6 separate regions of the Homo sapiens genome follow, and regions 1, 2, 3, 4 and 5 are each linked to region 6. Evidence: chromatin loops called from intact Hi-C (ENCODE). Cell type or tissue: GM12878. All regions are shown on one strand. Region 1 has its middle 46 kb from the start of DPYD-AS1. Region 2 overlaps DPYD (dihydropyrimidine dehydrogenase). Region 3 overlaps DPYD (dihydropyrimidine dehydrogenase). Region 4 overlaps DPYD (dihydropyrimidine dehydrogenase). Region 5 overlaps DPYD (dihydropyrimidine dehydrogenase). Region 6 holds the start of MIR137HG (MIR137 host gene).

Region 1 (5,000 bases), 1.0 Mb after region 6:
GAATCTGTTAACTCTGTTTTCTATTCATACACTTTAGCTAAATAAGGATTATCTTTAAATAAATTGAATTATTTTCTTCAAAATTATTATTATTAATTTCTATATTTTTTGAACACCTATCATGTCTAAGTAAATTTGCAAAGTGCTTAAAATATGTTATCTCATTTAATACATGAAACAACAGCTATATGAAGAAGGTACTGCTATCCTCATTTTATGGTGAAGGAAACTGACGTTCAAAGAGAACTTGTACAAGATTTCACAATGAATAAGTAGGATTTGAATCTTAATAGATCTGATCCCAAAGCCAGCGCTGGCATTCATTAGGGAAAGTGCCACCCTCAACTCTTTGTTTCTGCTCATATAAATATTGTAACAACACGTAAAATATTTACATTCCCTCCAAGGCATGTTGTCCTGGGAGGGGGGAGAAAAGTCTGAGAGAAGATTGTTCATAATAATTAAACTCATAAAACAAGAAAGCAGGTTTGAATCAGACATAAAATCTTTAAACCAAGAATGGTTTGGTGAGGCTAACTGCACACATATGAATAATTTTCAGTACTGAATAAAGACTTTGTACCAACCATTGAAATAAGGAAAAGACTTTTTACAGAACACAGGAGGTTTTTATTTTTAATTTATTTACTTTTTTTACTCTTTTTAAAGAACAGCTTGACTGAGATATAATTCTAATACCATAAAATTCACCTAAAGAGTACAAGGTAATGGTTTTCAGTGTACTCACAAAATTGTGCAATCACTGCCACAATCAATTTTAGAACATTTTTTATCACCTCCTTCTCTAAAAAACCCTTGTGCCCATTGTCACCATTGTCTTCTTTTCCCCTCTCCTCCCCTCCCCAATCACCCCAACTCTAGGAAACCATTAATCTACATATCTCTATAGAGTTGCTCATTTTGGACATTTCACAAAAATAGAACCATACATTATATAGCCATTAGTGTTTGGCTTTTTTTACTTAGTGTAATATTTTCAGGGTTCATCCATGCTGTGGCATGTATCAGTACTTCATTTCTTTTTATGGCTGAATAAGAACCCATTGTATGTATAAATCACATTTTGTCCACTGACAGACATTTGGGTTGTTTCCACGTTTTGGTTATTATGGCTATTATGAACAATCCCGCTATGAACTTTTGTGTACAAGTTTTTGTGGGGACACATGTTTTCATTTTCCTTGAGGCTCTGTTTGTTTTTATGTCATCCTTATCTAATAAAAAGGTGGGGCTCAAACATACTCTGGTGACCAAAGACCTTGTGGAATTCTAAACTATAATCACATCAGAGCTTTACTTTTACATTCTGTGAGTTATACGTTAGAGACAGAGTGATTAATTCAGACACCATTGCTCAGGGTTCTTAGCCACTCTTACAACTTTCATGAAGATATTCAACTCATTCTTTTCTAAGTGACAATAATTATTGAAGCTCTTTAAAACCCTAAATTTAAAAAGTACAAGAAAGCATTTACATAAAATAAAACTTACTAAAGTCTCAGATAGAATAATCTATCTTACCTACTTATCAAATATACATTTTTGAAATACTACTTCTTCAATTCAATTAGATGCTTAGATAAATAAGACCTAAAACAGTAGAAGTGAGTGGCACTCTATTTTTCACTTCTCAGTACTAACATTGTGAAGGATTCTTCAAGTTTCTTCTCTTCCAGCGGTGACAAAGCTAAGACCTAGACTTCAATAGACCCAAAGGAGTGGGTCTGGTTTCTTTTTCATTAAGTTATATGATTCAGTAATAGATGAGAATGTTTTGTAATTAGAAATAAACACATCATTTATTTGTTGAGAGCAAAACTCTATAGGCTGTTCCTAATGGGGAGCTGTTTCCTTGAATTGAAGGTGAGAGTTTATCTTCGGTCTGAGTCATATGGAGGAATCATGAGAATCATAATCCCTGCTAAGGTACAAAGAGTCCAGAGGAAGGTTAAGAGTAAATTCTTGATATTTTTAAAAGATGACTTGTGGGTTCCAAGCATAGCATTAACTTCCATTTTAGAATCCAATAGAAATTGCATCAGCTAATAAGCTAAATGAGGCTTTTTAACAGTTGCTTCTCATCTCTGCACAAGAGGGCAGCCTTTCACCAAAACCAAGGAAACACTTGGGCAGAAGTGTGCTAATGTATATAGAGACCCCCTCCAATCATAGAACTTCCATGAAGAGCTCCCTTGACATAAAGAATGAAGAAATTATGAGATAGTTAATACCATGTGCCCGTGTGCTGTCAATCCCAGAAAATGTCTGCACATTAATATTGCCACATAAATGTTTGCAGTTTCAGTGATATTTTGGGTTTAATGTTACATAAATATTGTTTGAATTTCTTAAACTACTGTGGACAATTATGGACTATTGAAATTAATGATAGGAATAATACATTTTCTAAATAAAAAAACCTATTCGTGCAATTAAATCACTCGACCCTAAATTTTTTTTCTATATCTCATGAGAATGTTTTCTTAGTGGTTATCCATTATTAGATTTCAAGGTTTTAGAATCAAATTGCCAAAATCAATTCCAAATGAATAATAATTCATATTGGGACAATTATAAATTTAAATTATAAAATACAGTCAAAAAGATTTACCGAGAAATTAAGAGAAACCAAAGAGGGTTGCTATGTGCATACACTTCCAAAATAATTAACCACATTTGCCAGGAAATACATAATTTAAATGTATCATGATGAAACCAAAATGCGATTAAAAAGGGGGCTAAAGTTAATTTGTCACATAGAAAGGTAAATGTAACTGTCTTTACATTCAAAGCTTTGCAACAATATTTTCATGAAGTGTAAAGTAACCACAACCCTTTTGTTTCTCTTCAAGTTTATGGAACTTTCAACTAAACATTTCACAGGAAATTACTGTCTCCAAGAATATAAAAGGTTTTATATAAAGGATGCTGATCAGTTGTTCTCCATGGACACAGAGGTGCAAACAAGCAGAAATTGGTTTAATAAAGCAGAAGATATTTCAACTGGACACAAAGCAGAACTTCTTGACTATCATGGAGATAAAGAAAAATGGGGGAATCTTTCCAATAAATGTTTAAAGATAACTGTAAAAAAATCTAGTGAAATGGATAAGAGATGTCTTTACTTTTACTACTTATATTTACAAAATTGAGTACTAGACAGAAAATAATGTGTACACAATATCATTTCAACCATTTTATTTTATGTTTCAATAAAGTAATACTTTCATACTAATAAACTAATAGAGCAAACAAGGAATAGCATTTCAATTTCCTTCAGGTTTTTGTTTTGTAGATAGACACAAGTATATTTTGTCATATACATTGTAAGAACTGGGCTTCCTTTACATAACATTTACTGGTGGGGAAATACAAAAGACAGCCAATGTAGATAAAAATGTTTTTCAATTCTTACTTGCTCAACAAATTTTACCAAACTGAAAGCTCCTTAACTGTAGGGACATTAGGTGCCAAGTACTCTGTCTGGCACATAGTAGACTTTCAGTATAGGTTTATTGAATTATGTTTCCATAAAATTACAGCTTTTTTCTGTATCATTATGAGAATCAAACTCTAATTCTTAGTTTCATTTTCACAGAATGCAAGCAGGATTGGAGAGAGAGCTAAACTGGAGGTATGTATAATGGTTTATAAAGCCCTTTCACAATTTTCATGAACCTGTACTACTTTTCACTTGCTTTTAAGCAAACCATACTAACCAAATACTTACAGTCTTTACTGAGAGTAAATATTTAATCAACAACAAATATTTATCTGAAATTTGCTATGTACAAGACATCATGCCAGGTGCTAGGGATGCAGCTATAAGCAAGGTAGGCACTGTTTCTGCCTTCCTGGAGCTTACATTCTAGAAAATGTAACCAAATTCAGTTGGCAATTAAGCATTTAATTACAGGTGCTATAAGTGATACAAGGAAGAAGTCCAGGGAGTTATGAAAGAATATTCACAGGACTTACTGATGGAAGGGAAAAAATGTCATTACAGGATAGAAATCATTGAAGTTGAGAACTGATTTCATAAACAGAGCTTCAAAGAGCAAGTAGCAGAAGTTAGGTGGGGAGTTCATGGAGGGTATAGTGGGATGATTACATGTCGGAGGAAAGAACATAAGCAAAGACCTAAGTCAGGGAAAAGAATGGCACCATACAGGAAAGAAAATGAGGCAAAGTTGCCAAATGTGGAGAGGGAGAGGAAGTTTCTCAGCATGATCAAAAGAGCAAAAAAGGCATAAAAAGATAAAGATGGAAGACCAAATGAAGACACTACCTGCTGCGGAGAGGCTCACTTCTCATTGGTCTTTCCTTTATTCCATACCAAAACTACCTTTCGTTGCTCTTCTGCAACTGATTTCTACAAGCCCCACCACATTCCTAACCACGTGTCAGTTCCCACTCTGCAGAAAACATAATGTAAACTCTAGTGCAGTTGCTTTTGCCTATAGAAGCATCTCTTTGAGGATTTAATCATAATGTAGAATATTCTCTATCAGTGCCATGCTGAAATGGGAGGCATAAATGATGCATAATTCTTGAAAACCCCATTGTAGACTTGGGTCTTTATAACAAAATAAAAGCTCCATATTAAACTATAAGGCATTATGCTTCCATAAAATAAATTAAATAAATGGCCAGCAGGGGTGTTTTACACAATTTATTGGTGCCCTCTACAGTCAATGCTACATCTCATTAGTGGCTCTGTCACTCATGAAAGATGTGGCACCCATCAGCATCCTTCATTAACTTAAAGCATGTGCCCACACATCAAATATATATTTTTTAATTATGGGAACAAGCTATAAAGCAGATGTGTGTGTGTGTGTGTGTGTGTGTGTGTGTGTGTGTGTGTGTGCCTGCCATGAACAGCAGAGAGCATTCAAAACCCTCCAAAGCTCTCTTTGTTTTTGTTTTGTTTGTTTTTTTTCTTTTTAACCAAAATGGTGAATAAGATACAGTCTCGT
Region 2 (5,000 bases), 860 kb after region 6:
GTTGTATTTTTGTAAGTCTGCTTCCTTTACTAGAAAATAACCTCACTTTTCTTACCCATCTTTGTATCTAAGTTCTCTAGACATGCACTGAACATGGTAATGCCTTAATAAATGTTGACTGAAGAAGTGAACTGATGACTAAATGAATGTTGAAAGAAAAAAGCTTATTGGTAACATTAAGAATTAGTAATCACTTGACTTACCAAGCCATTACTTTTTCCATTACATCAGAAAAGAAAAGAATATGTAAAGAAATAACCTTTGAACTTAAAGTTCCTTTTTATGTGTGAATTGAGTTTGGTAAAAATAACATGGAAAAAGCCAGAATAGAAGGAGTGAGATAGACAGGTGAGCAACCTTTATGCCTTCTTGACTTGGCAAAATATGCCTAGATTATAAGCTTCTTGACGGCCTAGAACACAGACTGTGTGCCAGTGCCTAATGCAATGTCTACCATGTAGGAGTAATGGCATGGTAGCTGAATTGAACATACTGATCAATCATTAATATATTTTTAGAATCTATCTTAAATGTCACTTCTTTTGTGAGTCTGTCTATGACCCTCTTCCTTGGCCTCCAAGAAAGTCAAATCACTCCTTTTTATTTTATTACAGCCCATGGTTCCTACAACTAGTATTGCAAGTACTGCATTTTCTTTAATTGTATATCTTCTTGTCCAGTGCTGCAGGTCATTACAAGCATTTTGAAGGAAAGATAATATCTTATTCATACTGGAGTTTGCAAGCACCTAGCACAATGCTACATGTTTATAGAATTAAATTGCACGAATTATCTGTTGTGTCCTTATTTAGGAGGAAAAAAGAAAGTCAATGTATAATTAAAATTCCAGCTAGATCCTTTTAAGAACAGCAGCAGTCATTTTAGAAGAAAACAATAAACCTGCCAAATTACTGTACTTTCAGTAGGTTTCAAAAATGATGAAATACATATTGGTGATATTAATAAATGAACATAATCTGTGCTCATTAAAAGGCTCTCATTAGGATAAAATCAGAAATTCTGTCATGGTGGTTGTACAGCAACTCTGAAAACAAGGATTTGTTTTGATAATAGAAACCAAAATTGTATCCATATGACCAGATACATCATTCTCAGTTATTGATAAAACAATTCTAAAATTCATATGCAACCAAAAAAGAGTCCAAATAGCCAAAGCAAATTTGACAAAAAGTTCAAAGCTGGAGTCATCACATTACCTGACCTCAAATTATACAATTAGGCTGTGGTAATAAAAACAGCATGGTACTGGTACAAAAATAGACACATGGATCAATGGAACAGAATAAAGAACCCAGAAAGAAAGCCACATATCTACAGTCAACTGACCTTTGACAAAGTTGACAAAAAGTATACACTAGGACAAGGACACCTTTTTCAATAAATAGTGCTGGGATGATTGGATTGCCATATGCATAAAAATTGAATTATACTTCTACCTCTAACCATATTTAAAAATCCCCTCAAAACCCATCAAAGACTTAAATGTAAGATCTGAAACTATAAAAGTACTAGAAAAAAATCTAAGGAAAACTCTTCTGGACATGAGTCTAGGCAAAAATAATTATGACAAAGACCTCAAAAACAAATGCAACAAAACCAAAAATAGACAAATGGGACTTAAAATAAAAAGCTTCTGCACAGCAAATGAAATAATCGAGATAACAGAAGGCCTACAGAATAGGAGAAAATATATTCAAACTACGTATCCAACAGGGACTGTCACCCAGAATTTACAAAGAACTCAAACAACTCAACAACAACAACAAACAAGTAACCCCTATTAAAAAGTACGCAAAGGACGTGAACAGACATTTTTCAAAAGAAGACAAACCCCATCAAGCATATAAAAAACTGTTCAACATCACTAATCATCAGAGAAATGTAAATTAAAACCACAATGAGATATTATCTTATACCAGTCAGAATGGCTCTTACTAAAAAGTCAAAAAATAACAGATGTAGGTGAGGATGTGGGAAAAAAAAGGGAATGCTTATACATTTTTGGTGGGAATGTAAATAGTTCAAACCCTGTGGAAAAGAGTATAGAGATTTCTCAGAGAACTGAAAATAAAACTACCATTCACCTCAGCAATCCTACTATTGGGTTTATATCCAAAGGAAAAGACATCATTACATCAAAAAAATACATTCATATGTTTATGGCAGCACTATTCACGATAGCAAAGATATGGAATAAAGCTAAATGTACTTTGACAGATAATAAAGAAAATGTAGAATACTATTCAGCCATAAAAAAAGAATGAAATCATGTATTTTATAGCAACATCGATGGATCTGGAAGCCATTTTCTTTTTTATTTTTTTAATTTATTTTTATTTATTTATTTGAGACACAGTCTTGCTCTGTCACCCAGGCTGGAGTGCAGTGGCACGTTCTCGGCTCACTGCAACCCTGCCTCTCAGATTCAAGCGATTCTCATGGCTGAGCCTCCCCAGTAGCTGGGATTACAGGCGTCTGCCACCACGCCCAGCTAATTTTTGTATTTTTAGTAGAGACAGCGTTCCTCCATGTTGTCCAGGCTGTTCTCGAACTCCTCACCTCAAGTGATCCACCCACCTCAGCCTCCCAGAGTTCTGGGCTTACAAGCATGAGCCACTGTGCCCTCTGGAGGCCATTATTTTAAGTGAAACAACTCAGAAAAAGAAAGTCAAATACTGCATGTTCCCACTTGTGAGTGGAAGTTAATTAATGTGTACACATGCACATAGAGTGTGGAATAATAGTCATTGGAGTCTCAAAACGGTGGGAGGGTAGAAGCAGGGTGTAGGATGAGGAATTGGGTAGAAGCAGGATATGGGATGAGGAATTGCTTAACGGGTACAATGTACATTACTCGTGTGATGGTTACACTAAAAGCTCAAACTTCACCACTATGCAATATATCCATGTAACAAAACTGCACTTGTACCCCTTAATTTTATACTAATAAAAAAAACTGAAATAACACAATTTCATAAAACTATTGCTATTTGGTTGTGGTAATATTATATGTAGATGTCTAATTATCTATTTTTTTCCTTTCTGGAAAGTTATTCAACACAGAGAATAAAGCAGTGTCCAAAGAAATGTGTAAATGTCAACAGCAAGACCCTTACCAAAAGCATAATGACAGTTTCAAAAGAGGATACTATAATTTCCTATTTACAACTTTAAAAGTTTTGTATCTTCTATGCCACTTATTTTCCCTTATTGAAATATAAATTACTTGGAGGAAAAATACAGAGGTCTTAAATGAACCATTTGACAAGTTGTGACAAACACATATATCCGTGAAATCCTCACCTCTGCCAAAGCATGCAACATTGCCAACACCTTAGAAGCTGCCTTGTGCACTTTTCCAGCCATTACATCTTCCTTTACCACCACCAGAAGCAAACACCATCTAGCACCTGCCACCATAGATTAGTTTGTTCATGTTTTTTAGCATTCACATAAATGGAATTCTACAGAATATGTATTTTTGTATGTGTTGCAACTTTCACTCACTATAATATTACAGAGATTTTTTCATATTATTGTAGGTATTAGTTCATTTTTGTTGGTAAATAATACTATATTTTATTAAAATACCACAATTTATTTACTCTAAGTTGTATTTAGGCTGTTTTCACTTTTTTGGTGTTATAAATATTTTTGCTATAAACATACTTGCATAACTCCTTTTGTGAACATGTTTTCATTTCTCTTGGCTAGTACATAGAAGTATAATTTCTCAGTCATAAGGTGGATGCATAAGTTTTACAAGAAACTTCCAAACAGAGTTCCAAAGTGGCTTTACTCTTTCACAGTCCTACCAGCTGTGGGTGGGTGTTTGGTTCTTCTATGTTCCAGCCACCTTTTGATATTCTCAGTCTTTTTAGTTTCAGCTATTCTAGTACATATGTGTTGATATCTCATTGTGATTTTAATTTTCTTCTCCCTAATAAGAAGATGTTAACTCTTCTTTATGTTCTTATTGGCCTTCCATGTATCTTACTCTGTGAACTGTCTATTCAAATATTTTGTCCATTTTTTAATTTTTTAATTGATTTCTTGGAGTTCTTAATCATTCTAGTTATAAGTCCTTAGATCAGCAAAAGCATTTGACAAAATCCAACATCCAATCATAATAATGGCCTTCAGCAATTCATTAATAGAAGGAAACGTCTACAAAAATCCTATACCTAGTATCATACTTAATGTTGAAAGGATAAATTATTTTCTCTTAAGATCAAGAGCTGGGCAAGAATGTCCATTCTTTCTACTTCTATTCAATATTGTACTGGAAGTCCTAACCAGCGCAATAAGGTCATAAAAATAAATAAATGATATTTACATTGGAAAAAAATGGGCTTGCACTGTCTTTATTTGCAGATGGTAAGATTGTGTGCATAGAAAATCCTAAAGAACCTATAAATACACTATTAAAATAATAAGTGAATTTAACAAAGTTTCATAATACAAAAACAATGTACAATAATAGTTCTGTTTCTACATGAACAATTGGAACAATGAACTGGAAATTAAAATTTTAAAATGTCATTTACAATGGCATGTAAAAACTATAAAATACTTAGGAACAAATTAAAATATATGTAGTATCTGCACTGAAAGAATTGCTTTCACAGCGACGTGGATACATGCAGCCAACAAGCGTATGAAAAAAAGCTCAGTGTCACTGATCATTAGAGAAATGCAAATAAAAGCACACTAAAATACCATCTCTCACCAATCAGAATGGTTATTAATAAAAACTCAAAAAATAATAGATGCTGGTGAGGTTGCAGAGAAAACAGAATGCTTGTACACTGTCAATGGAAGTGCAAATTAGTTCAACCATTGTGGAAAGCAGTGTGTTGATTCCTCAAAGAGCAAAAAAAAGAACTGCTATTCTACCCAGCAATCCCATTGCCAAATATATACCCAAAGGAACATAAATCATTCTACCATGAAGACACATGAACACATATGTTTATTGC
Region 3 (5,000 bases), 810 kb after region 6:
AACAGCCATGGTGCTGGGTACAAGAAATAATTTTGACTGAAAATGATTTTTCATTTTTTACCCTATTGAAATTTAGGAAGAAATGTTATTGTCAACTAATTGATAGAGCAACTAAACAGTAGGATCTCTCTTTTTCAAAGTGCCTGGTCAGTTTTAGAGTGAGCATTGATTCAGAGGGTTCAGATAAGGGCCCAGGTAGAGATGTCCTTGTCCACACCACATCTTTGAGAGTTGTACAGGCCAAAGAAGAGAACAAAACGCCATCAACTGCTGTACAGCCTGTGTTTCAGTAGACTCTGAGGGACACAGCCTTATCACAGAGCATAGAGATTAACACATGTAATTCTTTGTAAAGTGAAAGAGAATGTGTTGCTGAGAGTGAAAGGAATGGTTTTACAGTACAGCAAGTGCTGCCATGGACACCCTGGCCATAGAACCACCCACAGAGTAAACAGAGCACAGGATTTCAGAGAGAAAAGAAATTGTGATTTTCCAAAGGAAGAAGTAATAGGATCCTAATGGATGTGGAACCTCTTTTTTATTTTTCTGTATGTTCTCAGAATAATGCCCACTTGTTATCCTGGATTCTCCCAAGAGTAAAATGAAACTCCGGTCATCGGCATTATCATTGTCATTATAATCTTCCTCCTTCTCCTACTCAAATAATCATTTTTGAAAACACATAGAATGGTGAGATTTTTATGCTGTGTAACATTTGCTCTGGACATCCTTAAGCAAAATCACATGAGAAATATTACTTCAAGTCCACTAAGTCTGTCATAGGTGAGAATAATTTCTTGGCTGGGGAAATATGTCTTTTTTAAATAGTTCTTCTATTTATACTTATAGGTAAACCTTTAAAATTGTAGGCAAAAAGCATTGCCAGAAGCTCTTATTTGGAGAGATTGAGGCATGTGTTAATCTGGAAATAAAGAAAAGTCCTCACATTCAAACCCGGCAGTGAATTTTATGGTGATATTGCAGACTAATTGTCTTATTGTTGTAATGCATTATCTAACCACACGGCCCTGCCTTTCTTACATGCACATACTATTTAATTCCTTGAGCCTGAATTTCCATGTCTGTAAAATGGAGATAATGTATATGTGACTTGTAATGATGTCGTGAGGATATAAATAACGAGTGAATAATTTAGCAGAGCAACTGGTACTTAATAGGTTCTCAAGTTATTTCAGTCTAACCATAAAAATAATATTGCCACTGGCTTTGAATTCTAATTTTATTTTTTCATATGAAGTGGACACCAGCTTAAAAATTATAAAGGCTTCAAATAGTTTTACCACTCGCAACCAAGACACACTGTATAATCCCACATCAATGGATCTTAGTAGTATAAGGAACTGAATAGCAAGGAAGAAACTGAGTTAGAACTCTGGTCTATTTTAAATGATAAATACTAGCTGCGATGTAAAACCATTTGTGCGTTTCCTCAATAACTCTACTTTGAAAGTGCACACCATTTTTAAAGTAAAAGTACATTTAAGGTTGATAGTAAGAAAAATTTACTACTTGTTCCTGCATCAAGGTTTTAGAGCAAATAATACAATGAAGGTATTATACATATTCGTAGATATATATGATTATAGTTCACACCAGCCTATCACATAAATCAACTTGTAAAACTCTCCTTTCTTGTTTCCAAAGAGAGTACATATGATACGGCATCTACCATGGAAACTAAACCAACTTGGAAATAGCAATAATGTCCTTAATTCAGTAATTCTTTTTCTTTTAGCTGTGTTTTTCCTCTGGGTAAACCTCTCTGCGCACTGGATTTCTTTCTAAATCTGAATGTCCTCTCTGGCCATATTGAAGAATGTGCTCACTGTACTGTTTCATTAAACTGCTGTGTTGTCGGGTAATTGTTTAAACATAATGCCATAGCACTATCAAAAGGAAAGGTGAACTAATGGCATTTGCAAATGTCAGGGATTATCTTAACACTTTTATTATAGTTTATAAAAAGTAGGTTCAGGGCATTTCATGGCAATTATTTCTACAGAAATTGGTTATTTAAATAAATTGCTAATTATCTGAAGATGACAGTATTGAAAATGCTACTAATGAGTTGTTTAATAAGTGTAGCTTGTGGTGGCCACCTACAGGTTGAAAATAGAAAGAACATACATATAGACTAATTATGCCTAGTAAATGCCATATATTTTTCTCTCTAGTGACAAATTTAAAGACATTTAGCTCTTCATGCCATCTTTTGAGTCTTGGACAGTATAGTGAGTTTCTAAGCTCCTCATAAATTTGGTTTTGGTTCTAAAACAAATTTCACTTTGCTTCTGTAATTGTCTTTGTCCTATTATTCTTGGACATAATTATCTTTAGTTATAGCTAGTATGATTTTATAATTTATCATCTGAACTGGGATACTTTTAGACCAAAGGAAGATAGCTATTGTTACATTATGTAATTACAAATAAATACAGGTATAATAAACTGGGACTCTCTTGGGCAAACTGGGCTATATGGTTACTCTAGTTATACAATTACTAGCTATTCTACTTCTAATTTAATTTTTATCCAACAATTAATATAATGTCTATTTTTCTATAATGTTGATTTTTATGGTTTTATCATACCTGGATAATATATCTTTATTAATTATAACAATTATTATTATTAACTCTTCTTTCTAAAGCTTAATTTATATCCAGACACTTAAAATCAGGAAGCAGCATAGCATTGTGGTTAAGAGCATGGTGTTGGGAGTCAGGTAGGCCTGGATTCAAATACTGGACCCATACTTTCTAACAGAGTGATCTTGAGGATGTGGCATTTATCCCTGCTGAATCTCAGTTTACACATCTATAAAAATAGAGACAGAAATATCTATTTCATAGTAATGTGACCAGCACAATGTATGCAAAAATAAATAGGAAACTATCTGTCAATTAGAAAGCACTCAAAAGAGGAGCATTTATATTTAACATATTTAATCTTAAAAGTTAACTCATACTTGCTTCTTTTCTAAGTTAATCACTGGTATCTGTTGGAAAACTATAGAGCATATAAAATTGCTCTTAAACTACCAAGAATAAGTTATAGTATCCCCAGATTTTGAATTGGAAGAGAAAAACTAATCCAATATTTCCTGTAGTACAGAGAAGTCTTTCTGTTGCATCTTGCTGTCAAGTAGCCATCAAGATTCAAGGAATAGGGAAGTTCCATTGTAGCTGCTTTCATTGCTGAATTTACAATAAATTAATTATAAAAATAAGAATAATAAAACCAATCGTGTATGCTGAATTGTTCGTTCCAATTTGCTACATAGGATAAGCCCTTTTTTTCATGATTATCCTTCAAATATTTGATGACCATTTATAGGATTTCTTTTAATCACTATATAGATATATATGATATGTGTGTGAGAAAGACAGATCAAGAGAGATCATCCTATTCACTCTGTTGTGTTTGTAGATCTTTTATCTAAAATATTGGACACAGAACCAAACATGTTCTTTGTAATGTACAGAGGATAGAATCACTGTATGTATCACTCATATATAAAAATGTCACATCATATATACTGATGATGCTTATTCTCGTAAGGTGAATTTTAGGAACATTATAAAAATAGATATTTTTACTACAGAAGTAAATTATAACACCATTTTATCAAAAAGAATCCAACAATAAAAAGTATATATATATAAACTTGAAAGGTCTTCAATCCCTTTACTGCAGGACTCACCCCCTTTCCCAGAGATGATACCTGTGAACAGTATGAAATTCAACATTATATGCATTTACATGCACACATACTAAATGTAATCACATACTTTTTTGCCAACAATGGGAGCATACCATATATATTGCTCTGCTACTTGTGATTAACTCTTAACATTATAAATTAGAGCTATTTGCGTGTCAATTTTAAAGGTTTTCTGGAATATCATATCTTGGTGAACTATAATTTATTTAATAGAGTAACTACTCATGATCCTTTAGATTGTTTTCTACGGTTTTTCTATAGAAAGTAATACTTCCAGGAACATTGTTGTATATGTAACTTTGTGTCTAAGCACTAATGGAACAGATTCTTCAAAAAAGACTTAGAAGATATATATATATATATATATATATATATATATATATATATATATATACACACGCACACACACGTTGCAAATTACACTTAAAAATCTAATAAAGATTTATTCACACAGATACACACATTTACTACCATAGACTCAAGCTATGAATATTCATAATTTTGAAGCCAATGAAATAATATATGGGTTACAAAAGGAACCCCAAATGTTATATCTAGGAATGAATATTAACAACCCTTAAAAATTAAGTGTTTATCCTTATATGTGTTATAGCTGAATGTTTATTTTTCTGATCAATTTTCTCTGGCTTTGACACTAATATTAGCTTATACACATTATAAGCTAGGCACTGTGCCAAGTCTTTCCCATGAGTTGTATCATCTAATACATCCAAACTCCCTGGAATATTATTAGTATTAATGTCCTTGTTTTTTAATTAGGGAAAACCAATGTTTTAGGAAGTTGAGGAGCTTGCTCAAAGCTACAATTGTATAAAGCAAATGGTTTGAGACTTACACCTAATTGGTTGGACTTCCTCTGTGTTCTCATAGCATCAGTCTGTACTGATACTAGTTTTCTTAGGCAAAAATAATCCAGAGATGGTTCTTTTGGTAATTGCTGCATTGTCACTTCTCAATAATAACTGAAAATGGGAACTTTCATGTCGCAGAGACTTTATTTTTAATGTATTACATCCTTTTTAAACTACGTGACACTGGATAAGTTATTTATTCAGCTTGAGCTTCTCTTCCTTTATGTACAAAATAGAGAGGACAGCACCTAGCTTCAGAGTTACAAGGGTTAAAGTACACAGTGTACATGAAGCCCCTGCCTCAGTGTCTGCACGTGGAAATCACTCTATGAATGAGTGATCCTACTCATTCCAGTAACAGTAGCTGACACTTTCAGAAAGGA
Region 4 (5,000 bases), 230 kb after region 6:
AGGAGATGGAGACTATCCTGGCTAACACGGTGAAACCCCGTCTCTACTAAATATGCAAAAAATTAGCCGGGTATGGTGGCGGGGGCCTGTAGTCCCAGCTATTTTGGAGGCTGAGGCAGGAGAATGGCATGAACCGGGGAGGTGGAGCTTGAAGTCAGCAGAGATCACGCCACTGCCCTTCAGCCTGGGTGACAGAGTGAGACTCCGTCTCAAAAAAAACAAAAAACAAAAAACAAAACAAACAAACAAAAAAAGACAAGTGTTTGAGGTAATAGATATGCTAATTACCTTGATTTGATCATTACACAATCTAATATGTATTGAAACATCACACTGTATCCAATAAATATGTGCAACTATTATGTGCCAATTAAAAACAAACTTATTTTAAAAAACTTATGCAAATGGGGACAATCACAAAATTAAAAGACATCAATGTACTATATTGCCATATGTATGACAGATTTTAAAAATTGGGAACTCAGTAGATAATTGGCAAACTATGATTAAGTAACCCTTGGAAATATTCAACTCTAATGGCAAACAAAAAGTGTAAATTTCACAAAAAATACACCAATCTCTTGCTTATTGCTGCTAATGCAGTTTGGTGGGAAGTTTTTGAGTGCTAGAGATGGAATAGCGAGACAGCCATTCTCACAGATGGCTAGAGATGGAATGGTGAGACAGCCATTCTCACATTCTCAGAGGATTGAAAATTACTGCTGCATTTAAGGAAAGGATTGTGTCACTAAGTATTAAGAGACTTAAAACAAACATACTTTTTTTTGTATTAATTTACCTTCTAGGAATATATTATGCAGAAGCCATAGAAATTATGCATAATATGAATGTGATACTCAAATTATGGAATATAACCCTGAACAAATTTTACAGGAACTAATTGTCTACCATTAAGACAATAGACAAGGCAATTATATGTATATAACATAAATATATATAAATGTATATATTACATATAAATATATATTATTTATATATTCATATTTAGAATTTTACAATATTTATAAATTTATAAAGTATATAAAATCTGTGTATATATACAGATATATAATATATTTATATTTACAGATATATACACAGATTTACATATATTTAAAATAAATCTGTGTGTGTGTATATATATATAGAGAGAGAGAGAGAAACAAAATTGCTTGTAGAATATTATCTCAACTGAATATAAAAAATGCAGAGAAAAAATAGGAATGAAATGTGGCTATTACATCTGGCTGGTTGGCGTAAAGATAATTTTTTGAGGCGTATGCTTTTCCATTCTATATTTTCTGTAATGGGAATATATTATGAATAATTAGAAAAACAGTGAAGGAAAAATGGAGAAAACTAAAAATATGAAATAAATACTGGAATCAATAGTAAGAATCAGATTTGAGACTCCAACTGTAATTTTAGGTAAATTAATTATTTTACTCTTACTTTTTTGTAAAATGGGATTTAAAATCTCCTAGGATTTATATGAGGAACTAGGATATAGAGGAGAGAATGCTTTGTAATTTATGAAAATTAATAAAAATAAGATATAAAATATAATGTTTGTATACATTTTTCCTTTTAATGTTGTATGTGCTTACAAGAATTACATGTGTAATGTATAAATAATGGAATTCAATGGAGAAGTTCACTGCAGTCTTAGCATATAGAATACTAGAAGCTGTATATCTTGTCCAACTTCTACATAGTCTATTGTAGTGCCATGGGTGTGGAAATCTTATACAGCATTTCTGAAAATGATAATCAAAGAAAAAGCATTTTAAGGACAGGAAAAAAGTGCATCATCTCTAGGTCAAATCTCTGGTTTATAGTATGATAATGAATTTAGAGGTAAAATTCTCAACTTCTTTTCATCATATTCTTTCTTTATCTTGGTTGATTCAACTCTGTAATCATGCCAAAGGGATTTGATTTCTTTACTATCATATTCTGTACCTATTTTAGCCCCTGTGATAAATCCTGAACAGTAAAGGGAAGGATGGGGCCACTTTTAACATTGTGTTGTATTTTTTTTTTTTTTTTTTTGAGGTGGAGTTTCAGTCTTGTTGTCCAGGCTGGAGTGCATTGTTGCGGTCTCGGCTCACTGCAACTTCCGCCTCCCAGGTTGAAGAGATTCTCCTGCCTCAGCCTCCCAAGTAGCTGGGATTACAGGCATGTGCCACCATGCCTGGCTAATTTGTGTATTTTTATTAGAGATGGGGCTTCACCATGTTGGTAAGGCTGCTCTCGAACTCCTGACCTCAGGTGATCTGCCCTCCTCGGCCTCCAATGTGTTGTCTTTTTGTCCCTTTTCAGTCTCACAGGCAGTAGAGGGCTATGGGTAATAGATATATGCAATTGGAAGGTACTTGAATTGAATAACTTGAGAAAAGGTGACGTCAGATTCTGAAAAAGAAGAGGTACATATAGAATATACTCATTAATAAAAAAAATAAAAATACTATTGGGAGTTTTTTACAGTGTATTTCTTAATACACATAAAATATAGATTGTTAATAGATTTATGAGTATATCTCTATGGCAAGAATACAAATTATTTTTGGAGTGCCAACATTGCCATTAGGCATTGTTTTATTTGCAGAGCGAAGTCTATTCAGTGAGATCTGTTATATTTACATTAGTACTATAAAGATGAACTACCAGTACAGAATGTCTCTGAAATGTATTCTTTTTCGCTTGGCTTTATCACGTGTTAAGAATTTTGTCACTAGATGGTGATGTTGAGTTGCACAGTTTATCTGTGCTGGCTTTTTTACTGGTGTGTGTATACTATTTGTAGGTGCATCATAAACAGCCATTTATACAGAGTTAAATATAAAAGTATAGCCATGTAAACTTGGAAAGTAGCTTTTAAGAGGTCTAACATTTCTAAATATTATTTGAGTCAAAAGGTTAAAATTGCTTTAATGTCATTGTTTCTTTACCTTCAACTCAAGGACTTTTAGAGGTGGAAGCAATATAAATAGCAATCTAACTTTTTATTGAAAGGCTGAGGTCCGAAAAGAGATACCAAGACATTTAAAAGAGGTAGTTTTTCAGCTTTTCAGGTATGTCCCGTCTGTGTGTATTAGCCTAATGTATGTCTTTAATTTCACTCCTCTGTTAGTATTCAGTAGTACTGGTGTTGACTACCATCTGACCTAAGGGTTGTGTTACTACTGGAACCTAGGTATTATTTTAGCTGTTTATGATTTGGGTTATGTTAATATTGCATCTGTTGCTAAATATAATGGTTGAATTACACTGATACTTTAACTGATACTTCTACATGAACCATGACTCCGAGGAAGCTGTGATTAGTAAACCATGAACCGAGTAATTTTGTTCCTCTGAATAAGATTTAAAGATAATAATATGGCCATTATTCTACTTTATCTTATTCTTAGAGATTTGTGTGTGTGCATGTGTATGCATATTTCTATATGTGGTATGTATTATATAGATATTACATGTGTGTATATGTATGGATATATTTCTCTATAAAATCTCCTCTTTGCAGTCAAGGAAAACTTGCACTGTGACAGCATTTGGAGTTTGGACTTCCCTTGCCTTTCAGGTGTATTCATTAGGATTACAAAGATTTAAGGAAATTTTATGGAATTCTTTTAAAATAGTTAAAAATGGAAGAGTGGAAGGACAAGGCATGCTAAGTATTTGAGATTAGCAAATTGATTAAGTAGTTTACAAAGTAAATATAAAGCTATGAGGGAAAAATCAAAGTGGCATTGAAGAAGAATATAAAATAAATAAAATGAGAAAGTATTAACAAAATACTTCCAGTGAAATTAGCAGGTTGTTTAATAGTATGGAAAGTAAATAATTTTTTAAACATTCTGAAAATGTTATGTAATGATGGAAGTAGTAATACATGATTTAACGTTTGTAACTTTTTTTTAATTTTCAAAGTGTTGAAAAACAAATTCCTTTATAATCAGAAATGCCCATGTATAAGGGTATATTTTAACTACTTGAAAAGTTTGAGCAGTGAGATTGGATTCAGAAGCAATGTTTCAACTCTTTTCTATTTTAATCATTTCTAAAATTCTATCTTAATTATGTTTTTCCAAGTTTTCTATCACTAAATAGATCAGCAGGAACCTCCTGAAAGCCCTACTCCCCAAATCAGCAGAGAAGAGTATTCTCTTGTCTTCTATGCACAGAGAACATGTTATCTTTATCATTTCTATTACAGAAAAACACATATTTCACCATGTCCAGAGCAGGTTCTTTGATTTGGTTTATGCCACCTAACACATGAGGAAGTCAATCAGGATGAGTACTTTCAGATTTTTTTGAAATCAAAAGACAAAAGTGCATGATTACTTTACATAATCATGCACCTGCCCTAATAAATATCATTGAAATACAGGTCAGAAAATATATGTAATTAGTCTTATGTAATTTTTGTAATGTATGTGATTAATTTCGTGTACCTTGAGTAATATGAATGTATGTATATGTCTTTATACACCTATATACACAGGCACACACATGGATACACACATTTGGTAATTTATATAATTAGTTTCATGTACATTTTGTAATATGAATGTGTGTATATGTCTTTATACACATATATACACATGCACACACACGGATACACACATTTGGTATTATCTGTTTGCCATGTAAATTAGGAATATTACTTCCATTCATTCACTTTAGGAGTGAGTGAAAGCAAGATTTGACACTCAGTTTCCAATCTCACTGCTCAAATGGCCCAAATATAATTTAATTGGGGAAATAGAAGAAAACAATTATATTAGCTGTTACCAGTGTTTAGTAAAATCAACCATATGGTCGGCAACAATGCTTCTGGATTATTTATGGATTTGTTATTAACTGTCATTTATAAATACAGAATTCTTTCAATTTAGAATCTTTTCCTTCACTTTAAACTTGAATTAGAATTCAAAGGTGAGAAATATTGATTACATAATTATCAAGTACAAATCTGGTGAAACAGTAGAAAA
Region 5 (5,000 bases), 380 kb after region 6:
ATGCAAAGACATATTCATTAGTTCTGATTAATGACTCAAAGCCACTCTTAAGTCATTCCTACTTTGATGCCTTATAATTATGTCAAGTATTACATTACTGTGCTGAATATCAGATATTTTCTTTAAGTATTTTTGGTTAATTTTTAATGGTAGTACTCGCTAGGGTATTTAATGAGCGTTTTGTGATGAAGATGATGATATAAGGAAATGTTTTTTAAAATCATGGCTTTTTCTACTCGTAGAAGTCTTTACATGTTGTAGATGATCAATAAATATCTGTTGAAGTATTGATTAATTATTAACTCTAATTAACCCTATTAACTCATGATGTCTTCCGTATTATTGTAAAAAAGGAGATAATTTATTAATCACTAAGGTTATTTTAACATTATACAGCTTATATTCTTTTTATTTTAAAAAACCTTTTATAAAACACAAATTATATTTTAAAATATTTTATCTTCTTTGCATTTACCTTCTTTGTGTTTATCTTCTTTGTATTTCTTTGGATGGAGACATGGAGGAATTTTTATTATATTTTTCTATATATGTTTCATGGAATAAAGACATATTTTACTTATGGTAGTTACCTAAATTAGAGAAGTAAAACAGTTCTTTTTGGTATTTTCATTGTTTAAGCATTAATTTTCTTTTAGTAGTTTCCAATGGTTTAATTAACTCTTAAAGTGAAGTTGATAAGAGAATTGGAAAATTACTGAACTAAGAAAAATGTTGTCTTTCAACTGCTATTTATGGCTGCCAGTTACATTTTTTGTGGGAGATAATTATCATTTGAACCTGGAAGGGGTTATTAGTGAACATATACTATGGGTATTATCTTAGTCTTGCTGGGCTGCTATGCCAAAATAGCATAGACTGGGTGGCTTCAATAACAAACATTTATTTTCTCACAATTCTGGAGGCTAGAAGTCTGAGATCAGAATGCCAGCATGGCTGGGTTCTGGTGAAGGCCCTCTTCCTGGCTTGAAGATGTCTGCCTTCTCCCTGTGTGTTCCTATGGCCTTTCCTTGGTTTATCCGCATGGAAAGAGAAAGACCTCTGACGTTTCTTCTTTCTATAAGGGCACTAATCCCATGATGGGGGCCCCACCTTCATGAGTTTAACTAAAACTAATTACATCCCAAAGGCCCCATCTCCAAGTACCATCATGTTTGAGATTAGGGCTTCAGCATATGACATTTGTCCTTAGGATCATCATGATGTTTTGTTTTGTTTTACGTTTGGTAATCATACTATAGGTCTGCATTGTCCTCTAAAGGTAGAATATTGATGTTGAAGGATAAATTTTAGGATACTTAACAAAATTAGAAGTTACTGAGATAGTGGATATTGTCAAGAAGACTTTTGGAACATCACAGTACACAACCCTTCCCCTCCGCCCACTGTAATTCAATGAAGCTAAATGTGGAGAATTCAAGACTACATTGTATTCATGTGCACAGTACACAGTGGTTTTCAAATAGAGCTAGGAGATGTACTGTTGGATAGCTATTTTCACACTACAAACCACACAGCTCTTATCTTACGAATCGCTGCTATGTAAAGTTTGGTGAACTGAAGAAGACATACACAGAAGAAAAGAGGGGTTAGTAAGAGAAAAGGAAAATGGCATGGAAATGGCAGGGATTGATGCAAGTTGGAGGAAACTAGGCATATTTCCATATATGATATATATTTCTTTCTAGAACAATCTTACCAAAGTACAGAAATGTGAAATTTTGGGGGATAATTTATGTTTTATCCGTTCCTTATTTCCTGTTTATTCCAGTTAAGCTATGCCATCTTTCGTTAGCAGGATTAAAGTGATCTAATAATCTCTTTCTCTGTCATTTAAACAGCTTTTTTGACTTTAAGTGCTTAACACCTGTATACTCTAAAGCAAGACCAAAGCTTTTAAGGGACTGCATTAAATATTTTAAGTAAATCTATTTTAGAAGCAATGCAATTGAAATTTATATCAAATCAGTTTTTCTTCAGATCTTGCCTTTGAATGGCTTAAGAGGTGTCCAAAACAGTCATATTGTTCCCACCTTCCCAAATACAATCTAGTTTGGTTATATTACTTTTCTATTTCTTAAACTCATATTACTTAGTACTGTTATAAGTTATGTCAGGAATTTATGGGAAAAACAATACTGCAAGAATGATTACAATATGAAGTCAGAAACATAAACTCTTAAAATGCATTATTAAGCATTAATACTGTGGACATCTAAGAAAGTTTTATTTTTAAAACAACGTTTTGACTTATTTACTTTCCTATCTCAAAATATGTAAGGAATCTTGATGTGTGTTGTCATCTTCTGATTAACCATGCAGTGCCACCTGGTGTGCAGATGGAAAGAACATTACACATCAGAGGCTCTGTTCACACCCACCCCCACCATACACAAACTTACATGGCAGAAAGTTAACAGATGTTCATTTTGCTTTTGTTACTGAGATACGTTGTGCATCCAACTCTTAATTCATAAGTTAAATTTGGAGATTAAGATATTGGTATTTGGGTTAATCAGTCAAAGATTATATTAATACATCCATTATGAGAATAAAGTAATATTTAATTGGAAAATTGCTGCTTTGGATCTTTAAAGTCTTATTTTGTGTTTCTATTCTTTCCTTTTTTTAAAAAAAATACTTGGTAGTTTTGTCTATTGAGCCTTATCATTTATATTTTACTAATAAATTTATCATTCCTAGAATACTGTAGTTTAAAACTGATTGCTATTTAATTTCTCCCTGGTTAAGTTTCCATTTTACAGGAAAAAATAGCCCTTCTTTTGTCTTTGGAGATTGTATCACAGTCAGGTATTTTTCCACTTCTCTTACTCTTTTAATGCCACTGTTGGTTGATCACATTTTAAAGTTGGTTGATCATATTTTTAAGCTTCTGCAATATACCTAGCAGTGTGCTAGCAATTATATGTTACAGAAAAATTAAAGAGGTTATTATATATTTAGAAAAGTAATTAATGCATTTTAAAAATAAGAACTTTGTGCATATAAATATAATAAATAGAATAGCTACATTTATTGAGTTCTGTGCAAAGTCATGTTTAATTCTCACAAAGTAATTTTGGATTGGTATTATTCATATCTCTATTTTACATTTATGTAAATGGTGTCTAACAGATATTAAGTAACCTTCTCAAGTACTAGAACCTGGATTTAACTGAGGTCCCTCTGAAACCAAAGCCCTACTCTTGGCTAATACATTAAGTTGGCAGAATTTAATCATTTTTTAAAATTTATTTATGCTTTCTTAAAAAATATTTTAAATTAATTCTTTTTTAAAAATTGTGGTAAGTACACATAGCATAAAATATACCACCTTCATCATCTTTAAGTGAATAGTGGGATTAAGTACATTCACATCGTTGTGCAACCATCAGCACTATTCATCCACAGAACTCTTTTCATCTTGCAAAACTGAAACTATACCTATTAAGCAACAAATCTATGAATTTGACTATTCTATGTACCTAGTATGGGTGGAATCATACATTATATATTTTGTGTGTGAATGGCTTATTTCACTTAGCATAATGTCTCAACCTTCATTCATGTTGTAGCATGTGTCACAATTTTATTCTTTTTTAAGACTGAATAATTTTTTATGTATATATCACATTTTGTTTAACATTAATCAATCAATGGACATTGGATGGTTTCTGACTTTTGGATATTGGGAATAATGCTCCCACAAACATAGGTTATACAGATATTTCTTTGAGTCCTTGATTTCATCTCTTTTGGCCACACATCCATATGTGGAATTGCTAGATAATTTGGCAACTCTGTTTAACTTTTTGAGGAGCCAACATACTGTTTCCAAAGTAGCTACACCATTTTATATTTCATCAACAGTGAAAAAAAGTTCCAGTTTCTTCACATCATCGCCAACATTTGCTAGTTTGTTTTTGTGTGTTTTTTGATAGTAGCTATCCTAATGGATGTAAGTAGTATATAATGATTTTTCATTTGCTTTTCATTTGCAGCCTGCTTGTTACCAACAGAAACTTGCAGTGATAATATATAGATAAAAAAAATTTTTAAGTATATAAACATATGATTAATCAACAAGATGAATTAGAAAATAAGAACCTCTCCTATAAAAATTAAATGGCATTCACATTTTTTGATATTTTGAGGGCCTCAATTAGATTATATGCCAAAGGGATGAAGATAGAGGGCCAAATTCAGCATGAAGACCAGTTTTGAATTGGCAAATTATAGAGAGGACTATTAAGAGATAGCAAAATATCTTATATTTAAATTTCTAACTAATAAAGTGAGTTGTCTACAAAATTTGTCTATAAATGAACAGATATCAAATATTTTGTATGTTGTGGGCTGTATGGTCTCTTTTGTAGATATTCAGCTCTTTACATTTGTAGTATGAAAGCAGTCTTAGAGTATATGTAAACAAATGAATATGGCTATGTGCCAATAAAACTTTATTTAAAAAAATGAGTAGCAGGGCGGATTTGCTCAGCAGATGATGCACCAAAAAATTACTTAAGAACATTAGTTGCTTATATTTTCTTCTTGTTTTAAGAAAAAACATTTTAAGTGGAAATCTAGTTGAAATATAAATCAAGTGAACTTTTGTCTAATAGAACCTGACTTGTTTTGCATGCATGCATCTGTTTGTGGAATTTAAGAACAACAACATAGGTAGCAGAAGAGATAGCTATCCCTGATTATTTTGTACTAGAACTTTAAAATAGCTGAATTTTTGTGAAACCCCCCATGGTGAGAAACCAACCTTGCTTCTCACTCCTTAATTACTGTTTTAGCAAATAGCTTATTTGAAAGGTGTATCCAAAAATATGTTTTCCTGATACCATGCTTGTGTTATTTTTTTTAAATATTACTAACACAAGCTGCTGTTTTTATTTCTAAAGTGTAGTGTTTTGTCCTTTTAAAGTACATCTTCAATAAATAACTTTATACTTGATTTTGTAATCAAAGAAAAA
Region 6 (5,000 bases):
CTGCGGGGAGAGCGATGACTCCCACGCCCCCGCGTCCGCACCAACCGCGCCTCGCGCTTCTGGAGCCGCAAAGCTCAGGCCCACTTAGAGAGGCAACGATTTGTCTATGGATGTCCTGTGTAACCACACCTTTGCTTTGGCTTCCTTTCCTCGATCTGAAATCCAAGGTGGTGGTTGATTTTTTCGCTCTCCTACTCTCCCAGAGGAGGCCCCGGTCCGAGCCAGCGCTGGCGGGCTGCGGCTGCTGAAACTAGAGTTCCTGTGGCCAGAATGGTGCCCCTTGCCCGCTCCAGGGCTTCAGAGAAGAGCGAGCCCGGCCCGGGGCTAGGGTGTCCGGCCTGCCCCGCGAAGGCGCGCTGGGCCTGGAGACTTTGCGCTCTTCACTTCGCCAGACGAGAGTTTAGCCCGGGGCCCGTCCGCGACACCTGGCCTCCGGCGGTTTTCGGGACCCTCTCTCAAAACTGCGCGAGCGCCGAGATCACTCTGGTATTAGCTCCCTTTAGATGAGGAAGGCATTGTATCTTTCTAAGGGGGTCTCTCAGACCTAAGTTATTTTGGTCTGCAGTGGTAGTAATGGCCTTGAATTTGTTTAAACTTACTGCCCACGACACCCTCTCCCCAAATCCCCCTACACCCACACAGTACGCTCCATCACGGCCACCACCACTCCCACTCCATTTGCATTTGAAAACCTCTGGAAACATAAGCGCTTTCAGGATGAACTCTCTCTCTCTCTCTCACTCTCTCTCTCTCTCACTGTCTCTCTCTCTCTCTCTCTCTCTCACACACACACACACACACACACACACACACACACAGCCCGCCAAGTGGAAACTGAGTTGAGTCATAGGATGCATATGAATAGGATTGGATGGTCCTTTGCTTCTGCGGATAAGAATGTTTAATAACCCAGGATTCCGGGCAATAACAGCATTACAGGGTTTCTAGAACTCTGTTCTGATCCTTTAGAAATTGTTAGAACAATAGTAATGATAGTAGGAGGAGAAGTAGGACTATGTTTTTCAAGGCACTTGCAAGCAATCTGCTACATCGTTTATGGGAGAACTTAAAAATATTCCCCTTGATTAAGACTCACAGGTCAAATATCATCTCTCTTTTCTGCATGCTAATTAAAAGCAACTCTGTTCTTAGGTATTTGACAGTCATTTGAATCAAGATACTTGAAAATTTCTGACTCAATAGCAATGTGCTTCAGTACACACAATCAAGTATAATCATATATATGTGAGATATGACTTTGAAGAGGAGATGACTTTTTTAAAAAAAAGACGCATACTCAAAGACAACTAGAAATGGCTGCTGCAGGCAACCAGTCACTGCTCTGACTACAACATATTTGTGCAATTAATAGTCTCACAACCTAGTCCAAATCCCCTCTTTACTTGGAGCAGGAGTGTTAATGAACTGTAGATGCAAAGCTCTTAATGTATAGATGTAGTGTCCTCTTGAAATTTAACAAGCTTTGAAAATGTAATAAAACAGAGATAAGTATTCAGGTTATTTTTAGTTTGTGTTGGCTTGTTGTGTTTTTAATATTGTTTAAAATATGACACAGTTATCCTCAGTTCCTATCCCATATGTCCATTCTGGAGGATCCAGAAAACATATCAGTAGTTAGGGTAACAAAAAATCCTCCAAAAAAGACCCAAGTTTTGCCAGTAAACTTTAAGTCTTTATTGAGCATTTCATAATAGCTTTAAAAAAACAAAGTGCGGTTCATGTTTCTAGCTACTTTCATACAATGTTGAAATAATACTATAATTTGACTAGGTAAGATTCTTATTGATTGCTAATTTGGTGTTAGAATTGATTATATTTCACATAATGATATCCCACTGCTCAATGAGATGAATATTTATGTAATAGGGAAATACCATTGCTGGTTTCTTTACAACTCAGTGTGAATAGCCACATCGTTGACTTCCAAAGAATAAAAGAATCTTTCCATAAACCTTCTGAAGTCGTTTCTATAAACTTGCTCCACTTTCTAATATTGTGAAAGAGTTGATGTAATTTAATTTCTATTCTGTCAATTATAAATTTATTTCATCTTGGCAAGGTGCCCTATTTGGAAAAGTTGATTGTGGGAAAGGATGATAGTATAGCAGGAATATGGAGGTTGAAATAATGTTTAATTTTATAATCAAGATAAATGGTGTAATTGACCTCATCATATCAGGAGCAGGGAGAATCTGAAATGGTTTGATTTGCACACACTTCATTGAGTCTACCAAAAGCATACTGATATCAAATTGCCCAGGGCTATATATTTATTATGAGAATTCATAATTCCAATCCTGTTACATATGTTTTTTTTTTAATTTTGCTGGATCTTATGGAATAAGGATAAGGGAAGATGAAGAAAACTATACTAAATGTGTCAAAATGCTCCTTGTATCACAACAAAGTGGATGGTTTACTCAATGCAGCTAAATTCTCAGAAGAAAAACTGAAGTCACATCTTTAAAGAGCATTTTTCTTAATGTACTACCTATCTGTAAATAAATAGTTTAAACCATAATGAAAGCAAACTTAAAAAGTTGACTCTAGTTAAATATTGGGAGAGACTGAGTAACTTGTGTACCATCAATTTCCTGAGGACTTGGCCAAATTCTGCCTGCACTTTCAGCCTAACCTGCAGGGGGCAATAGCTTGACACGAATGACAACAAAGGCTGCTGAACTATTAGACTTGAATATCTGACTATGACCCTGGAATGTTGTGTAGGTTGGAAAGAGTGCTTAATTAATGTATATTGAAACAAAAGATCAGGTAAATTGTTTGATTTGTCTTCAAGCTATATTTTTAGACTAATTTAATTCATAACTGTTAGGTTTTTTTTTCCTTAAAGAGATTATCAAAGTTTTAGGAGACACATTCATCTTTAGAATTTTCCTGAACACTAATTGTTTACTACAGAATTTATGTAATGTATGTTACCAAAGAAAAGACAGCAGAATCAAAGTGACCATAGTTTTCAGTGTTCAAATGGATGACAAAAATCAGAGGAAATATGGAATTTTGAGATATATTTAATAAAAGATAGTCACATATCTAGATAATAAACCCTATTTCAATATTTTTTAAACCTATAACTATAAATGGGTGGGGGGCAGTCATCCCATTGTTTGCAATATGTCTTCTTTCCATGTATCAAACATTATTTTTTAAAACTGGTTTAAACTTAAAATCACGATCAACAATTAGTGAGTTATCTCTTTTATTGCTATATATTTTTCTATTACAAGTGGAATAGAATTTATTGGCTATCGATAATCCACACTCTCTTTCCCTCCTTCTCGGTATTTCCACTCCCTCCCCCATCCCTATATTTCCCCATCAACTGATCTGGGAAGACTGGAAACAGACCAAAAGGGGTTTTGGCTAGAGAGAGTAATTACAGAATTAGAAAGGAAAACTCTTCTCATCTCCTCACTGCAATCATACTTAATGTTCATTATGTCAATTTTAAATGATACAAAATGCCTTCCCCAAAAGGCATCCTGGTTTTAAGAAGTCAAAAGGGTACCTGGCATTAAACAACCTTGAATCAATCCTGGTGGGATTAACTGGACTGAGTTTCTGTATACTGCACATGCTATGGATCTACTTTGATCACAGTAAGGAAAAAAATGAGAATAGATTTTTTTTTTAAAGAATTGCTGCACAGGAGTGTTCCGTTTCTTTTATATGGCAGAGTTTGATCTTGATAAAAACCTTTTAAAACATCCTTTTCCCCCCACTATGGTAAAGAGATCATATCTGTTTTTGCTTTTCTTTAAGAAAAGAAAATGGGGATTGCTTACACGGGGAAAGAAAATTTTATTCTCCAACACCCCCTCCCATTCTACTAAACCATTTTAGTCGACATATGTTTGTTATCAGAGAGAGGTGCTGTGAACACACAGCCATTTTCTTAGCAGCTTTTTGACTGTATGTTACCATAGTCCCACAAGGCATTGGTCCTTTCCCATTGGGAAGTCATGAATAAGAGACTATGAAGCTTGCACGTCAGATCTTCCTCAATTAATCCACCATTAGCATGTTTGGGATCCACTACTGGATGGTTAACAGCAGCTTTTGTAACTGTACGCCGACCATATCGAATTATGCTCTGCTAAAAATGAACTCTTTGCAGACCAACCCTCTCGGCTGTCAGTGTTTTCCGTTTTCCTATTTTAACGTTTGTGTATAGTGGCAGGCGACAGATGGTGTAGATCAGATCGATTTGATTGCATTAGATGATTTTTTCCCTTCCCCACTCCTTTCTGGAAGCTCGCATCAGCTGAAGGCTATCGCCTGGGACTCCTCGGAAGCATGAGCAAGCCGCCACCACGCGAAGGCACTGGGGCACAGCCAGCGCGAGGCGCCGAGGTCCCTTCCCAAGGCTTGTTAACACTGTAACCCGGCACTCGGAGAGAAGAAGCAGCTCACACTGCCCAGAGCCTACCTCACTGCACATCAGATGACTCCCTGGCTTCTACACACAGTTGGAGTTCCGCTTGAAACCTGGATTTAGAGGGTAAGCACTTCAATCGAGATGGATTTGTGACAGTTACTTTGCCATACAGCAAGACAAATCTCAGCAAACGTAAAGGATGTAGGATGTATGGCAGAGGCAGACTATGTTTACATCGAAAAATGTGTTTCTTTTTGTCTGAGAACGAGAGTATTATTCAGTAAAGATGTGTATACTCTTTTTCCATTGACTGTAAGAGTCGACTACCACCCTCCTCCCGATTTTTTCTCTCTCCTTGGTGTTTCCCCCTTTCTACTTGAGAGGGAAGGAGAGAGGGAGAGGGAGGGAGTCAAGGGGGAAGAGAAAGAGGGAGAAGGGGGGGAGAGAGAGAGAGAGAGAGAGAGAGGCATTTCAGCTTTAGCTTAATTGGCTTATTTCCTCAAACCCATTGCTTTGTCGCGTTTCTTTATGTATTTTTGGTTGCAAATTGCGAAGCGATTAACTGGGATGGGTGTTGGAG

What was found. Peaks named below come from ENCODE experiments on the same cell type or tissue, not always from the same donor. Only the 100,000 strongest peaks of a DNase experiment are listed, where the experiment ranks them.
Region 1: a loop joins it to region 6, with 3 times the contacts of the local background. A loop is called at or near these places in 3 of 110 quality-filtered maps.
Region 2: a loop joins it to region 6, with 5 times the contacts of the local background. A loop is called at or near these places in 18 of 110 quality-filtered maps.
Region 3: it touches region 6 in a loop (8-fold over the local background); 22 of 110 quality-filtered maps call a loop at or near these places.
Region 4: a loop joins it to region 6, with 5 times the contacts of the local background. A loop is called at or near these places in 16 of 110 quality-filtered maps.
Region 5: it touches region 6 in a loop (10-fold over the local background); 22 of 110 quality-filtered maps call a loop at or near these places.

Annotation. Positions count from the first base shown.
Region 1 is chr1:97,047,763-97,052,762 of GRCh38, reverse strand. No RefSeq gene overlaps it. Among named protein-coding and RNA genes, the nearest start is that of DPYD-AS1, 46 kb to the left of the region's middle. In GM12878, a CTCF peak has its summit at 2,103 (motif pointing right); no DNase peak of the experiment used is centred here.
Region 2 is chr1:97,184,216-97,189,215 of GRCh38, reverse strand. All of the region lies in intron 20 of DPYD (dihydropyrimidine dehydrogenase), which reads left to right. The region is part of intron 1 of DPYD-AS1 (DPYD antisense RNA 1); the gene reads right to left. Among named protein-coding and RNA genes, the nearest start is that of DPYD-AS1, 91 kb to the right of the region's middle. In GM12878, a CTCF peak has its summit at 2,645 (motif pointing left); no DNase peak of the experiment used is centred here.
Region 3 is chr1:97,241,264-97,246,263 of GRCh38, reverse strand. The region is part of intron 18 of DPYD (dihydropyrimidine dehydrogenase); the gene reads left to right. The region is part of intron 1 of DPYD-AS1 (DPYD antisense RNA 1); the gene reads right to left. Among named protein-coding and RNA genes, the nearest start is that of DPYD-AS1, 150 kb to the right of the region's middle. In GM12878, no CTCF peak of the experiment used is centred here; a DNase peak (open chromatin) is centred at 2,112.
Region 4 is chr1:97,818,384-97,823,383 of GRCh38, reverse strand. All of the region lies in intron 3 of DPYD (dihydropyrimidine dehydrogenase), which reads left to right. Among named protein-coding and RNA genes, the nearest start is that of DPYD-AS2, 24 kb to the right of the region's middle. In GM12878, a CTCF peak has its summit at 2,741 (motif pointing right); no DNase peak of the experiment used is centred here.
Region 5 is chr1:97,666,497-97,671,496 of GRCh38, reverse strand. The region is part of intron 8 of DPYD (dihydropyrimidine dehydrogenase); the gene reads left to right. Among named protein-coding and RNA genes, the nearest start is that of DPYD-AS2, 130 kb to the left of the region's middle. In GM12878, a CTCF peak has its summit at 2,353 (motif pointing left); no DNase peak of the experiment used is centred here.
Region 6 is chr1:98,048,921-98,053,920 of GRCh38, reverse strand. MIR137HG (MIR137 host gene) reads left to right here and starts at 4,228. Exons shown (of 5, transcript NR_046105.1): 1 at 4,228-4,543. In GM12878, a CTCF peak has its summit at 2,655 (motif pointing right); a DNase peak (open chromatin) is centred at 2,650; H3K4me3 peaks cover 373 bases.